2 separate regions of the Homo sapiens genome follow, and region 1 is linked to region 2. A link is an interaction called in ENCODE POLR2A ChIA-PET data of the cell type or tissue named here. Cell type or tissue: GM12878. All regions are shown on one strand.

Region 1 (5,000 bases), 230 kb before region 2:
CATTGCACTCCAGCCTGGGTGACAGAGCAAGACTCCAACTTTAAAAAAAAAAAAGAGAGAAAAAAGGAATAAAGGAAGGAAATGGCACTAGGGAAAGGCACAAAGATGACTTCCATAAACTTTAGTTATTTTATGCTAAAAGAAAATCTGATACAAGCACAAGATGATGACTACGTAGATTAGTATTTCTGGGTTGCATGTTAAAAATATGAAAATAAAAACGGAAATAGTTTCCAAAACAAAGATTTTATATATGAAATTAGTGAAATTTCAGAATGGAGAAAGGATGGTTACAATAAATGTTAGGAGCCCTCTTTAAAGAGCTCAAATGGTATGTAAGTATTTGGGATTTGTGGTTTAATTAGACCTAGTTTTCAGCAGTCTTTCCATGAAATGTATTTTTGTATTTAGAGAGATCTTGGTAACTCTTGTAAAGCAGAGTGTCCTGCTACATTACATAACTTACCTAAGTAGGTGTGCTTTTTTTTGTTTTTCTAGAGACAGGGTCTCTGCTCTTTCACCCAGGCTGAAGTGTAGTGGCACCATCATAGCTCGGTGCAACCTTGATTTCCAGGGCTCAAGTGATCCTCCCATCTCGGTCTCCTGAGTAGTTAGGACTATAGGTGCAAGCCACCATGTGCAGCTTTCTTTTTTTTTTTTTTTTGGAGAGTCATGGCCTCGTTACATTGCCTGTCACCTAGACTGGCCAGCTGGTCTTGAACCCCTGGCCTCAAGTGGTCCTCCTGCCTCAGTCTCCCAAAGTATTGGGATTACAGGCATGAAACACTGCTACTGGCCTAGATAAGAATTTTTATATTGTTTTTGGTTGATTTAAGTGCTGAGAACTTATTTGCTTCAGAATAGATCTTTGGTTGAAATGCAGTTCAGTTTTGAGACTAAAAAATAAACCAGATTTACTCCCAAAAATGTTACTGTTTCAAATAAGTAAAATATTTGCACCTTTAAAGATTAGGAGTTGGCTGGGCATGGTGGCTCACTCCTATAATCTCAGCACTTTGGGAGGCCAAGGCAGGCAGATCACCTGAGGTCAGGAGTTCAAGACCAGCCTGGCCAACATGGTGAAACCCCATCTCTACTAAAAATACAAAAATTAGCTGGCTGTGGTGGCACCTGCCTATAATCCCAGCTACTCAGGAGGCTGAGGCGGGAGAATCGCTTGAACCCAGGAGGCAGAGGTTGCAGGGTGCTGAGATCGCACCACTGCAGTCCAGCCTGGGTGATAGAGCCAAGACTCTGTCTCAAAAAAAAAAAAAAAAAATTGGGAGTCATATTTATATAATTTTATTTCTATTTCTGTAAGGTCTAATTTTTGAGTATTTCTGAACATCAATAATAGAATCTCTGTCCAATTAGAATTTGTGCCTTGCTCAGTAGTTTTCATTTTAATGAATGATTCAAAAGAATACATTAGCTTAAGTTTTGTTTTTTTTAATAATATTTTAGCAAAGAATGGCTCAAGAAGTACTGACACATTTAAAGGAGCATCCTGATGCTTGGACAAGAGTCGACACAATTTTGGAATTTTCTCAGAATATGAATACGAAAGTAAGCAAGTGGTGGTTTTAAAATCTGTTATTTCTTTTCTTCCAGTCATAAACTTTGAGGAAGGTATCTCATTTTTAGTATTAGCATTTGTTATCTCAAATTATTTTATATTGTTAATTTGTTTCAAAATTTAGTCTTAAGCATATAATTAATTCTTGCAAATAGTCCTAAGAATTATGAATGAAGTTTTGTAATGGGACTAGTATGCAAGGTGGCTTTTTTGGTTGTCTGATTTTGTTTTTTTCTTTTTAGTATATGTATACAGGTCTAAGTAGCATAAATTCTGAATGTTATTCAGAGATTAAACATAACATTAAGGAATTATTTTGGGCAAGTAATCAATATAATACAGGCCAGGCACCTCTGACACCAAGTTGTGTGGACAGCTTAAAACCCTACTCCATGGCATTGGGCTTCTAATGGGACAGCACTCAGTTTTTATTTACAATGGAAAATGTTATAATTCTGGTCCTTTTTTAAGTTTGAACAGAAGGGTTGATCAAAATGTGTTTTGTCTGTTTTAGGCTTGATGATTCACGCTTCTCTTTAAACTGCCTTAAAGTAATAAATACTATGGCATTCTGTTTAATACACGAAAGGTTTCCACTTGATATACATTGTGTTAAAACAGAAGATAGCCATATTCACATCTGTTTCTGAAACCAGACTTTGTTAATTAACAGTTTTAAAATATTAATTAGTTTTGACATCTTGTAAATTTTAGGTCAAAAATACAGTCCAGAACTTCCTCAAAGTGCTAACCTTAAGTAACATAACAGTGTTTGCCTGTTTGCTTGCCTGGTAAATTTTGCTTTTTATACTGACAGACATTACTAATGTTTAAGTTGATTTATCAACAGTATTTTTAAAAACTCAAATTTGTCTTGTGAAAAATGAGATGATTAGAGGAACAGAAAGAAAGCAACAGGTAAAGAATTCTTCAATTTACATAAATTACAAATGATTTGGTGCTAAATTTATGCACTATGACATTTGGCTTTTATGCAATCATTTTTTTTTCTTTAAAGATGTTAACACTACCTGATATTAATCATAATGTTCCATTATGTTGATTGCTTGTAATAGGAAGAAAAGGGGTGTCTTCCTGTGCAACTGACACAGCTAGGCTTTGACGGCAGGCCTCCACAAGGTCTACCCTTTTGATTCCCTTTAACTGAATTCTGTTCATCAATTGTTTTTGTTTCATGGGCGGTGGGAGGGGAAAGGGGAATTCAATGCATAAAATAAGTATTTCTAAGGGCTCAGTAGAAATTTCTACCATAGGGATCATTTCATGCATTTATTTTTTCATTTAGTCTTTGCTGTTATCTGTCCCTCATCTTCATAACTCAGCAGTGGATTTCTCAAGTTTGGAGATGTAAGGCAAAAGTATAATTCTTCAGAATGTTTGGATTGTAGTGATTTATCATTGGCTTTCAGATTTGACTGTCACTTCAGATTTTTGAGCAAAAATACTAAAAAAAAAAAGAAAAAAAATTCTTTGAAGAGACAGGACCTCTGTTGCCCAGGCTGGAGTGCAGTGGTGTGATTATAGCTCACTGTAACCTCAAACTCCTGGGCTTAAGTGACATTTCTGCCTCAACTTTCTGAGTAGCTAGGGCTACAGGTGCGTGTCACCATGCCTCGCTAACTTACCAATTTTTTTATAGAAGTGGGGTCTCCCTGTGTTGCTCAGGCTGATCTTGAACTCCTGGCCCTCCCGCCTTGGCCTCCCCAAAATGTTGGGATTACAGGCGAGGGCCACTTTGCCTGGCCCCAAATAACATTTTTTCAAAGGAATGTAAATTTTTTTTGTTTTAGTTTCATAGGCAAAGTCTTTATGTCTGGGAGAGATTGGATTTTAGGATATTATAGTAACAGATGTATTCCTTTGACCTAACCTGGGCAAAGCATTTATTGGGCTCCCTGCTTCAACCCCCTTGGCAGAAAGATGAAATATGAATTGTATCTTCATCAAGCTTATGCTACCTTTATACAGTTGTAGAAAATACAGGTTAGTAAATAGTAATTTTAGGTAACAGTATCAAATAGGAAGAAGTAAATAAAAAAGAAAGGACAGTGTCTTTCCATTAAAAATGTAAAAAAGTTTGGTTAAATAAGATGAAGTTATCTTTAAGATTTTTATTTGTAACTATATTTATGGTGGGTTTTGTTTCTTAGTGTTTTAAAGGCTTTTTAATTGATTTTTGGCAAGAGGATATATTGTAAGCAGTGCATTGCTTTGACTTACTGAGTCTTGACAATCTGATTTTGTGCCTATAAAATTAAAGAAAATGCTTAGGGTAGTATGTTTTTAAAAGCTAATTAAGAACTTCAGGCATTTGGACAACTCTCTTTTTTTTACATATTTCTCAGACCTAGACATAATAAATAGATATGTTTTTAAAAGTGAACAGGTTAGAAAGCATCACTATTTACTGCTGATTATGAAACATTTTAATAGCATCAAATTTGTAATTTTAGAATTTTGCTTTGGCCTTGTTTTTATTTTGAAAGTTTTTAAGGAATGTTCTGCAAATGTAGTACTTTAGTTGAAATGGCAAAATTTTCTTGAAGAGTGTGAAATGTTAAAATGAAAGAAAACAGCAAAAACATTCACTGTTTGAGCACAATGTAGTTTGGGACAGTCTATATTGTGCTTTGGATAAAATGAGCATTCACATGATCCCTTTGGTTGAAATACTAATGCTCCTATTTTATTGTGTAATGACTAACCATTTTAAAGATGAACTCTTATTCTCAGCCAAAACTTGCAATCTGAGGTTATATGTCTATATATGAATGAGCTTACCTTTCAGATATTATAGCTGATTCTTCCCTAATTCTCTCAGTTGAAATGTACCACAACGGTTTTGTCCCTTTTCTTCCTCCTGCCTATCCACACTAATTGGTCATAGTAATTCAGGTAGTAACTCCTGGGGCTTTATAAATTATTATAAATATTGTTGACTATTTAGAGTGAGTAATCAGCAGGAGGGACAAAATGGCTTGAAAGTGGTATCTCTGTTTTTTAATTTTTTATACTTTTAGTTATAACTTTCAGTATTTAGGAAGAAATACCTGAAAGGTAGATACAGATTGCAACATGCGTTTGTGATTATTTTGACTGTGCACAAAAGTTTATCTTTAAATTAGTAGAAATAGCAACTATAAGGGTGGGGTTAAAATATAAAATAAACCCATGGGTTGTCTTGCTGCTCCTTAAGTAACACACCAGTGATGCTTGTAAACACTTTCTATAGAAAGTATCTGTGACAATACTTTAATATTTGGCCAAAAGCTTATAACTCCTAGAGGATGGTAGGAAGCTTGATAGCATCCAAGCTGCTAAATTCTTAGGAGCCTGTTCGTGTTAAAGTACGTGAGCCTATGAGCAGTCATTTATGCTGTGAATTCATATCTGGCTGCTACTT
Region 2 (5,000 bases):
ACAAATCTTGTTTTGTGTCTCTGTTGAGAGGATATAGTAACTTTAATAAAAGTATAGTTTATAAAACGTTATAAAGTATATAATAATTTTCTCTCCTTTTTTTTTTTTGTTCATTTTTTTTTTGTTTTCTTTTTTTGAGACGGCATCTCACTCTGTTGACCAGGCTGGAGTGCAGTGGTGCAATCTCATCTCACTGCAAGCTCCACCTCCCGGGTTCATGCCATTCTCCTGCCTCAGCCTCCCAAGTAGCTGGGATTACCGGCGTGTGCAACCACACCTGGCTAATTTTTGCATTTCTAGTAGAGATGGGGTTTCACTGTGTTGGTCAGGCTGGTCTTGAACTCCTGACCTCATGATCCACCCATGTCAGCCTCCCAAAGTGCTGGGATTACAGGCATGAGCCACCGTGCCTGGCCCTCAGTAATCTTTTAAGAGTAGTAAAATTGGGCCGGGGCGGTGGCTCACGCCTGTGATCCCAGCACTTTGGGAGGCTGAGATGGGCAGATCACGAGGTCAGGAGTTCAAGAGCAGCCTGACCAACATGGTGAAACCCCGTCTCTACTAAAAATACAAAAATTAGCTGGGCATGGTGCCGTGTGCTAGCTAGAAAGGAGAATGGGGAAGAGGATGGGAGAGTAGAATGGGAGGAATGAAATTGGAAAGGTAGGCAGAGCGAAATAATGTAAACCTTTTGCGTCATCGTGAGTCATTTCCATTTTACTCAAAGTGGACAACATTAAAAGATTTTAAACAGAGGATAAACACATGTTCTGATTTTTGTTTTATACCTAATAAGTTTCTTTGGAGAAAGTAACAAAGTCAGTAAAGCATTTGATATACGAGTCCAGGAACAAGTTGCCCTGAAATAGGATGGCAGCAGTGGAAATAAATCGACAACAGGTCAAAACAACATCACTTGGTGGTGGTTTGGGTTTTAGGAGTAGGGAATGAAGAGGAGAAGGAAGACAGAAATGGCACTGGGTTTCTGGCCTGTGCAACTGGGTGGATTCCATTTGAGCTGAAGGATAGATAGATGCCTGAGGAACATCAAATAGAGATGTCAGGTAATCACTTGGATATATAAGTATGGAGCTCAGAGGAAAAGGTATAGTCTAGAAAAATGGTTTGTGGGTTATCACTATAAAGATGCCATTTATTTTATTATTATTTTTATTTTTGTGAGACATGGTCTCAGTGTGTCACCCAGGCTGCAGTGCAGTGGTATGATCGTAGCTCAGTTGTAGCCTTGATCTCTCAGGTTCAAGTGATCCTGCTGCCTCAGCGTCCTGAATAGGTGGAACTCCAGGTGCATGCCAATGTGCCTGGCTAATTTTTTAATATTTTGTAGACATGGTCTCTCTATGTTGCCCAGGTTGGTTTCAAACTCCTGGCTTCAAGCGATCCTCCCACCTCAGCCTCCTAAAGTGCTGGGATCGTAGGCATAAGCTGCTGTGCCCAGCCTGAAGATGGCATTCAGAGGCAAGAGTATGTGTGATATCACCTAAAGGAGCCATATTCAATCCACTAACTTTTAAAACAATGCCTTTAAATGGGCTTATTCTAAGACCTTTTCATGTATTCATGTAGCTTATGCAGTGAATCACAATTTTGAGATTGAGAGGCAGGTAAAATGGTGGTATTTTGATAGTTTTCCCTGTGTTAGGCTAGTATGCTTTTCTTTCTTCCCCAAGATTGTTAAGTGACTTCTTCCCGTTTCCATGATGTGTTTGATAATGGATGCAGTGGGCTGCCATTGAGCCTTCTGTTTCTTATACCTCAGTTTCTCACGTGATGGTACATTCTTAAATTCCCAAGAAATACCCATTGTTTTTTCAAGCAGAATAATCATTAATAGGTGCCCATGAAACCTCTGTTTTCTCACCTAGTGCTGGTGTTCTGTTCCATGTATTAGGGGAATAATGTGAGGAGGGGGACAAAAATTTGCAGAAGGTTTTTTCAAAAGAGGAGTTGTTCAAATTGGGTCCAGCTACTGTTAAGAGTGAAGAGAAAAGCATTACAGATTTTCCTCAATAAGAAAGCAAATGCCATGTTTGAGGACCTGGGAATACTAGCATAGTGTAATTTAAATACTAGGACAGAAAGGTAGACTGTAACTTGTATCGCAAAAGGACCTAAATGATTTTTTTTTTTTAATCCATCATTATGGCTGGTTTTAAGCAGCAAAATGAGCTCTTTTCTGGGCTTTTAGAAACAAAATTTAGATGTTTGTGTGGAGGATGTAGTAGAGAAAACCAGGACCAGTGATAAGAGATCCTGGGCTGTTATGTTAATAGGCTGTTACGTTAGTCTGAGTAGTGAGACTTAAACCAAAGGGAAAGCATTTCATTGTTTCAGCAGATTTTTTTTTTTTTTTTTTTTTTTTTTTTTTTTTTTGAGACAGAGTCTCACTCTGTCCTCCAGGCTGGAGTGCAGTGACAAGTTATCGGCTCACTGCAACCTCCGCCTCCCAGGTTCAAGTCATTCTCCTGCCTCAGCCTCCTGAGTAGCTGGGACTACAGGCGCACGCCACCACGCCCAGCTAGTTTTTTTTTTTTTTTTTTTTTTTTGTATTTTTGTAGAGACAGGGTTTCACTCTGTTAGCCAGCATGGTCTTGATCTCCTGACCTTGTGATCCGCCCACCTCTGCCTCCCAAAGTGCTAGGATTACAGGTGGGAGCCACTGCACCCAGCTGCAGATATTTTATTGAATCTTATTTTTGGCAGGTTGATAACAGGGATTTTTTGCTGAATAAGATAGGTTTGGCCCTGATGAGAGTTACACAAAAAAGTAAAAATAAAGTATCTTTACTGTGTATGTCTCATGAGACTTTCAGTCATTGCAGAACATACTTATGCACACTTTGAAGATATTTTTCCTTCTAATCCTTTTTTGCATAGAATTCAATATTTCTCTTTTTAATGGTTATTTACAACGGAATGATGAGTTGTTTTATTGAAGAACTGAGTGCCATTTCCTCAAGTATAGCGCAAGTGTTACTCGAGGGTTGCTTCTCTTTGTTCATCAAGCTTGTGAAAGACCAAATTTACCTTGAAACTTTCTAAGATTTCCTTGACATTGGAGAATTGCTTGAACCCGGGAGGCGGAGGTTGCAGTGAGCTGAGATCGTGCCATTGCACTCCAGCCTGGGCTACAAGAGCGAAACTCCATCTCAAAAAAAAAATAAAGATTTTCTTGCCACCAAAGTGCACCATGTTTCTGCCATTATACCAAAAGAACTAAGTTTCTTTTTATAGGCTTATAGAATATCCCTAGACCATGTTATACCAAAGAATCACTGTGATAGTAGCAGTAGTAATAAATTTATACTCCGTGGAAAATACCAAAACTGTCAATTTTAGTTTTTACTCTTTTTACCTCTCAGGGTGGTACTTTAAATTTTTGTTTAATTGCCTATTTCCTAAGTGGTTTTTGAAACGTTGTTTAGCTTACTCTTGCCTTAGCAAGTTTTGGAACTTAGCAAGATTTAACAAATGATAATGGAAAAAAATAGGTCTCTAAAATTGTTTGCTTTCTTCTTAACGTCTGTTCATCTGAGACTGGAAAATGAGGTTTAGATTAGCAACATAAGAGAAACAGGCTCTTTTCCTAAATGGAAGTTCAAGGATTTAATTCACCCAGTCTTTATTGTGCTTAGAATAGTGACCTGCAAAATGGAAATAGATGATTGTCATATTGAAATTTGTTAGAATTTTCTGGCCTTTAAACAGATGTTTTCACTTTTATTTGAAAAGTTTCATGAGGAACATGATCAGTCTTAGAGGAAAGCTTTTCTAGAAAAATGTTCAGTAAGAAGTTGAAAAAACACTGCTTGGCTATTAATTTTCTCAAATATGTATCATATAACAAATGTTTCATTTCTCACTTTTCAAAAAGTGAGGCTAAAAACTATTAGCAAATTTGATCATTACTTTATGCAAAAATTTGAACTTAAAACTTTTTCTTTTCTGATCTGTTTTGATAAAGTAGTTGTTCTTATTTGTGTAGAGCTTACGATGTGAAGAACTTCATCTTCATGCAGAAAATCTGTCTAGGCGGGTCTGGGAGCTACTGATGCTTCTTCCTACATGTCCTAATATGTTGATGGCATTCCAGAATATCTCAGATGAGCAGGTGAGCCCACAAAATCTCTTTACTCTCCTAGAGGCTGTTACCAGTTTACATTCCTATTGACAGTGTAGAAGATTGCCTGTTGATGTACCCTCAGTAAATCTGAATATAGTTTTTACCCATATAGTAGGTAAAAAGTGCCACTGCATTTTAATGTTCATTTGTTTATTTAGTGAGGGTGAATAATGGGTGAATAATGTATCAGAGGCTAAATGTAAGATGAAGATGTTTTCTAAAATTATTGACATTTTATATTAGTGTTTTTTCATATTACAGTATGCTTTTAATATTGTTTTTTGTTCTTAGTAACAAAAAGTAATGTTTAGAGAAAATACACAGAGGTGAAATGATGTGCATCAGTGTTTGTTTTGTGTGCTTATACAAATTAACTGACCAAATTGGAGAAAATGAGGCAAATAAATTTAATATCTGTGTGATAATTTTTTTTCCATATGGACACCACCTCACATGTGTGTTGGGTATCTTTGTAAAGTCTTTAACATTAAAGACTGTTTTAATTTATTTATTTATTTATTTATTTTTGAGATAAGGTATAACTCTGTTACCCAGGCTGGAGTACAGTGGTGTGGTCTCAGCTCACTGCAACCACAACCACGAGGGCTCAAGTGATCCTTCCTCCCCCAACCTTCCCCAGTAGCTGAGACCATAGGCGTGTGCACCATGCCTGGCTCATTTTTGTATTTTTAGTAGAGACAGGGTTTCACCGTTTTGGCCAAGTTGATCTATAACTCCTGACTTCAAATGATCTGCCCATCTCAGCCTCCCAAAATGCTGGGATTATAGGCATGAGCCACTGCTCCTGGCTTAAAGATTGTTTTTAAAATTTGTATAATAAGTAGTTTATTTGAGG

Evidence for each region. Peaks named below come from ENCODE experiments on the same cell type or tissue, not always from the same donor. Only the 100,000 strongest peaks of a DNase experiment are listed, where the experiment ranks them.
Region 1: POLR2A ChIA-PET joins it to region 2 with 6 read pairs; 3 of 35 experiments call an interaction of 5 or more read pairs at or near these places.

Annotation. Positions count from the first base shown.
Region 1 is chr2:61,522,986-61,527,985 of GRCh38, reverse strand. XPO1 (exportin 1) reads left to right here. Exons shown (of 25, transcript NM_003400.4): 3 at 1,465-1,566. Among named protein-coding and RNA genes, the nearest start is that of XPO1, 13 kb to the left of the region's middle. In GM12878, no CTCF peak of the experiment used is centred here; no DNase peak of the experiment used is centred here; H3K27ac peaks cover 292 bases.
Region 2 is chr2:61,295,932-61,300,931 of GRCh38, reverse strand. USP34 (ubiquitin specific peptidase 34) reads left to right here. Exons shown (of 80, transcript NM_014709.4): 30 at 4,007-4,132. Among named protein-coding and RNA genes, the nearest start is that of SNORA70B, 120 kb to the left of the region's middle. In GM12878, no CTCF peak of the experiment used is centred here; no DNase peak of the experiment used is centred here.